2 separate regions of the Homo sapiens genome follow, and region 2 is linked to region 1. Evidence: read pairs that join two places in POLR2A ChIA-PET (ENCODE). Cell type or tissue: B cell. All regions are shown on one strand. Each heading gives the region's core, and the rest is flanking DNA. Links, peaks and the distances in the headings are about the cores only.

The links. ChIA-PET counts read pairs that join two places held together with the same protein. Peaks named below come from ENCODE experiments on the same cell type or tissue, not always from the same donor. Only the 100,000 strongest peaks of a DNase experiment are listed, where the experiment ranks them.
Region 2: POLR2A ChIA-PET joins it to region 1 with 6 read pairs; 31 of 35 experiments call an interaction of 5 or more read pairs at or near these places.

The regions. Positions count from the first base shown.
Region 1 is chr3:49,343,979-49,346,890 of GRCh38, reverse strand. No RefSeq gene overlaps it. Among named protein-coding and RNA genes, the nearest start is that of USP4, 5.4 kb to the right of the region's middle. RefSeq lists enhancers at 1,177-1,266, 1,357-1,476. In B cell, for the core only: no CTCF peak of the experiment used is centred there; DNase peaks (open chromatin) are centred at 1,600 and 2,240; H3K4me3 peaks cover 870 bases; H3K27ac peaks cover 2,360 bases.
Region 2 is chr3:49,439,804-49,442,715 of GRCh38, reverse strand. No RefSeq gene overlaps it. Among named protein-coding and RNA genes, the nearest start is that of NICN1, 12 kb to the right of the region's middle. In B cell, for the core only: no CTCF peak of the experiment used is centred there; no DNase peak of the experiment used is centred there.

The DNA of each region.
Region 1 (2,912 bases), core at 413-2,912:
CATATAAAAAAAGTGATCCCACTTCCTCTCTGTGAGACTTGTTCAGTTTTTTGCCTCTATTATCTTCTGCAAGAACCTAATCCTTATATAACAGAGGTTAGAAATCACTGAGAAGACATTTAATTCTTCTAAAGTGTGCTTCTAGAATCTTTTTCTTTTCACAGTCCCCTGGGCAGGTTAAGGAGGCACAGGTGAGAAGGAACCAAAAATATTTCTCCCCTGTTGCCACCTCCAATTAAAATATGTCTAATATTTGTGAATACTGCCACGTGTGCTCTGTTAGTGCTGGCCAAGTGTGGACCAAGAATAACTTGGGAGAGCCAAGTCCTATCAGGTGTAAAGAAAACTGTGGTAGCAGCTAAGACAAAAACCTTATGATTTGGAATAAAATAAAGCTTAAAGGCCAGGCGTGGTAGTTCAAGCCTGTAATCCAAGCACTTTGGGAGGCCGAGGCGGGTGGATCACCTGAGGTCAGGAGTTCAGGAACAGCCTGGCCAACATGGTGAAACCCCGTTTCTACTAAAAATACAAAAATCACCTGGGCGTGGTGGCCGGTGCCTGTAATCCCAGCTACTAGGGAGGCTGAGGCAGGAGAATCCCTTGAACCCAGGAGGCGGAGGTGGCAGTGAGCGGAGATTGCGCCACTGCATTCCAGGCTGGGTGACAGACTAAGACCTTGTTTCAAAAAAAAAAAAAAAAAAAAAGCATAAAGTTCACACACCCAGACATTATTAATCTTTTTTTTTGAGACGGAGTTTCGCTCTTGTTGCCCAGGCTGGAGTGCAGTGGTGCAATCTTGGCTCACTGCAACCTCCGCCTCCTGGGTTCAAACTATTCTCTTGCCTCAGCCTCCCAAGTAGGTGGGGCTACAGGAATGCACTACCATGCCCAGATAATTCTGTATTTTCAATAGAGATGGGGTTTCACCATGTTGGTCAAGCTGGTCTCAAACTCCTGACCTCAGGTGAACCACCTGCCTCGGCCTCCCAAAGTACTGGGATTACAGGTGTGAGCCACCGTGCCCGGCCTGACATTATGAATCTTTTTTTTTTTTTTTTTTTTTGAGATAGGGTCTCGCTCTGTCACCCAGGCTGGAGTGCAGTGGCGCAATCTTGGCTCAGTGCCAGCTCCGCCTCCCGGGTTCATGCCATTCTCCTGCCTCAGCCTCCTGAGTAGCTGGGACTACAGGCACCCACCACCACGCCCGGCTAATTTTTTGTATTTTTAGTAGAGACGGGGTTTCACTGTGTTAGCCAGGATGATCTCGATCTCCTGACCTCGTGATCCGCCCTTCTCGGCCTTCCAAAGTGCTGGGATTACAAGCGTAAGCCACCGCGCCCGGCCAACATTATGAATCTTTAATTAGACATCACAGTCCAAGATCAACTAGTATGTGACCAATAAGCCAGGTTTTCTTCTAGCTCCCTTCCTGGTTTCTCTTCTGTTCTTGTGGCCCAAGGTCCTCTGGTAATGGATGGATTGTCCACTTCTGGGATCTTGGTGTCCTACCGGGCCTATGGTTCTCTCTAGGATAAAGTGGCTCAACATAGAACACAGCTCTGGTGCCAAGATGTCTCTGAGCTGAATCAGTCACCCTTGTCATTTCCTCCCAAGTCCCTAGGTCACTACCACAACAGGAACACGCAGGCAGATGTTCATTGTTTCCAGTTCTCTTTTTTGTTTTATTTTTGAGACAGGATCTTGCTCTGTCACCCAGGCTGGAGTGCAGTGGCACGATCATAGGATCACAGCTCTCTGCAACTTCAAACTCCTGGGCTAAAAAGATCCTCCCACCTTGGCCTACTTAATAGCTGGGATTACAGGTGCACGTCACCATGCCAGGCTAATTGTTTTATTTTAAATTTTTAAATTTTTTTTTCCTTTTTTTGAGATGAAGTTTCACTCTTGTTGCCCAGACTAGAGTGCAGTGGCGTGATCTTGGCTCACGGCAACCTCCGCCTCCTGGGTTCAAGTGATTCTCCTGCCTCAGCCTCCCAAGTAGCTGGGATTACAGGCGAGCACCACCATGCCCAGCTAATTTCTATGTTTTTAGTAGAGACTGGGTTTCACTAGGTTGGCCAGGCTGGTCTCAAATTCCTGACCTCAAGTGACCTGCCCACCTCAGCCTACCAAAGTGCTGGGATTGCAGGAGTGAGCCGTGCCTGGCCCTGGTTTTTTTGCCTCCTAAGTAGTTGTGACTACAGAATGAGATTCTGTCTCAAAAAACAAAACAAAACAAAAAACGGCTCAGCGTGGTGGCTCACACGTGTAATCTCAACACTTTGGGAGGCAGAGGTGGACAGAGTGCTTGAGCCCTGGGGAACAGGGCAGAAGTTGCAGTGAGCCAAGATTGTGCCACTGCACTGCAGCGGGGATGACAGAATGAGACCCTGTCTCAAAAACAAAACAAAACAAAAAACCCCACCATTTATTTATTTATTTATTTATTTATTTATTTATTTATTGAGACGGAGTTTTGCTCTTGTTGCCCAGGCTGGCATGCAATGGCACGATCCTGGCTCACCACAACCTCTGCCTCCCAGGTTCCAGCGATTTTCCTGCCTCAGCCTTCTGAGTAGCTGGGATTACAGGCCCATGCCACCACGCCCAGATAATTTTTGTATTTTTAGTAGAGATGGGGTTTCGCCATGTTGGTCAGGCTGGTCTCGAACTCCTGACCTCCTGATCCGACTGCCTTGGCCTCCTAAAGTGCTGGGATTACAGGCATGAGCCACTGCGCCCGGCCACCCCCACCATTTAAATCAAACAAACTGGCTAACAAAGTTTAAAGACTTTGTAAATAATGGTGACCTTGTAGTCCGGGCACGGTGGCGCATGACTGCAATCCCAGCACTTGGGAGGCGGAGGATCACTTGAGGCCAGGAGTTCAAGACCAGCCTGGGCAACATGGT
Region 2 (2,912 bases), core at 302-2,801, 96 kb before region 1:
CTGGTGACAGAGCAAGACTCTGTCTCGGCCGGGTGTGGTGTCTTACACCTGTAATCCCAGCACTTTGGGAGGCTGAGGTGGGCGGATTATCTGAGGTCAAGAGTTCGAGACCAGCCTGGCCAACAAGCTGAAACCCCATCTCTACTAAAAATACAAAAATTAGCCAGGTGTGGTGGTGGGCACCTGTAATCCCAGCTACTCAAATGACTGAGGCAGGAGAATCGCTTGAACCTGGGAGGTGGAGGTTACAGTGAGCCGAGATTGAGCCATTGCACTCCAGCCTGGGTGACAGAGCGAGACTCCGTTTCAAAAATAATAATAATAATAATCCATCTGTACTTGCTACTAATCAGCATATATATATATATATATATATATATATATTTTTTTTTTTTTTTTTTTTTTTTTTTTTTTTTGAGACTCTGTTGCCCAGGCTGGAGTGCAGTGGTGTGATCTCAGCTCACTGCAACCTCCACCTCCCGGGTTCAAGCGATTATCCTGACTAAGCCTTCCAAGTAGCTGGGATTACAGGCACCCACCACCATGCCCGGCTAATTTTTCTATTTTTAGTAGAGACAGGGTTTCATCATGTTGGCCAGGCTGGTCTTGAACTTCTGACCTCAGGTGATCCACCCACCTCAGCCTCCCAAAGTGCTGGGATTACAGGCATGAGCCACTGCACCCGGCCATCAGTGTATTATTATTATTTTGTTTGTTTGTTTGTTTGTTTGTTTTTTGAGACGGAGTCTCACTCTGTCACCTGGGCTGGAGTGCAGTGGCGAGATCTTGGCTCACTGCAACCTCTGCCTCCCAGGTTCAAGTGATTCTCCTGCCTCAGCCTTCCGAGTAGCTGGGATTATAGGCGCCCGCCACTACGCCTCGCTAATTATTTGTATTTTTTTTAGTAGAGACAGGGTTTCATCATGTTAGCCAGGCTGGTCTCAAACTCCTGACCTTGTGATCTGCCTGCCTTGGCCTGCCAACGTGCTGGGATTACAGGTGTGAGCCACTGTGCCTGACTTTTTTTTTTCTTTCTTTTTTTTTTTTTGAGACGGAGTCTCACTCCATTGCTGAGGCTGGAGTGCAGTGGCATGATCTTGGCTTACTGCAACCTCTGCTTCCCAGCTCCAAGCAATTCTCCTGCCTCAGCCTCCCAAGTAGCTGGGATTACAGGTGCGCACCACCACACCCGGCTAATTTTTTGTGTGTTTTTAGTAGAGACGGGGTTTCACCATGTTGGTCATGCTGGTCTCGAACTCCTGACTTGTGTTCTGTTCACCTCAGCCTTCCAACGTGCTGGGATTACAGGTGTGAGCCATGGCACCTGGCCCAGTGTATATTATTAAGGACAACACAATAGTATGTTCTTGGGTAGAATATTAATCTATGTTCTTGGGTAGCAATCCTCAAGCTTGGCCCAAATAAACTCTCTACTTATATTAATTTTGCCTCAGCTTCCTCTTTTTAGCTTTACATAAGAAAAGGGTGGAAAAATATATTCCATGCAAATAATAACCAAAAGAGAGCTGGAGTGGCTATATTATTGTAAGTGAAAATAGACTCAAATCAGGTTACAAGAGGCAAAGACATTATATGTGTGTCCTTATATATCTGGACAGACACACACAGACACACATGCATATTTTTTCAAGATAGGTCACCCAGGATGGGGTGCAGTGGCATGAATACAGCTCTCTGCACCCTCCACCTCCCAGGTTCAAGTGATCCTCCAACGTTATCCTGAGTAGCTGGGACTACAGACATGGACCACCACACTCAGGTAGTTTTTTTTTTTTTTTTTTTTTGAGACAGAGTTTTGCTCTTGTTGCCCAGGCTGGAGGGCAATGGTGTGATCTTGGCAGCTCACTGCAACCTACGCCTCCTGGGTTCAGGCGATTCTCCTGCCTCAGCCTCCTGAGTAGCTGGAATTACAGGGGCCCACCACCACGCCTGGCTAATTTTGTATTTGTTTTTTTTTTTAGTAGAGAAAGGGTTTCTCCATGTTGGTTAGGCTGGTCTCCCACTCCCGACCTCAGGTTATCCGCCCGCCTCAGCCTCTCAAAGTGCTGGGATTACAGACATGAGCCACCTTGCCTGGCCAATTTTTTACTTTTTGTAGAAATCGGGCCTCCCCAGAGGTTGCAGTGAGCCAAGATTGTGCCACTACACTGCAGCCTGGGTGACAGAGTAGGACTGTCAAAAAAGAAAAGAAAGGGCCGGGCACAGTGGCTCACGCCTGTAATCTCAGCACTTTTGGAGGCTGACATGGGCAGATCACCTGAGGTCGGGAGTTCGAAGCCAGCCTGACCAACATGGTGAAACCCCATCTCTACTAAAATTATCAAATTAGCTGGGTGTGGTGGCGCATGCCTGTAATCCCAGCTACTCGAGAGGCTGAGGCAGAAGAATCGCTTGAATCTGGGAGGTGGAGATTGCGGTGAGCCAAGACCGCACCATTGCACTCCAGCCTGGACAACAAGAGCGAAACTCTGTCGCAAAAACAAAACAAAACAAAGCCGGGGGTGATGGCACGCTCCTGTAGTGCCAGCTACTTGGGAGACTGAGGCAGGTGAATCGCTTGAACCCAGGAGGCAGAGATTGCAGGGAGCCGAAATCTTGCCATTGCACTCCAGCCTGGGCGACAGAGCAAACTCTGTCTCAAAAATAAATAAATAGGCTGGGCGCGGTGGCTCACGCCTGTAATCCCAGCACTTTGGGAGGCCTAGACAGGAGGATCATGAGGTCAGGAGATCAAGACTATCCTGGCCAACATGGTGATACCCCGTCAAAAATTAGCTGGCCGTGGTGGCGTGTGCCTGTAGTCCCAGCTACTTGGGAGGCTGAGGCAGGAGAAACGCCTGAACCCAGGAGGCAGAGGTTGCAGTGAGTTGAGATCATGCCACTGCACTCCA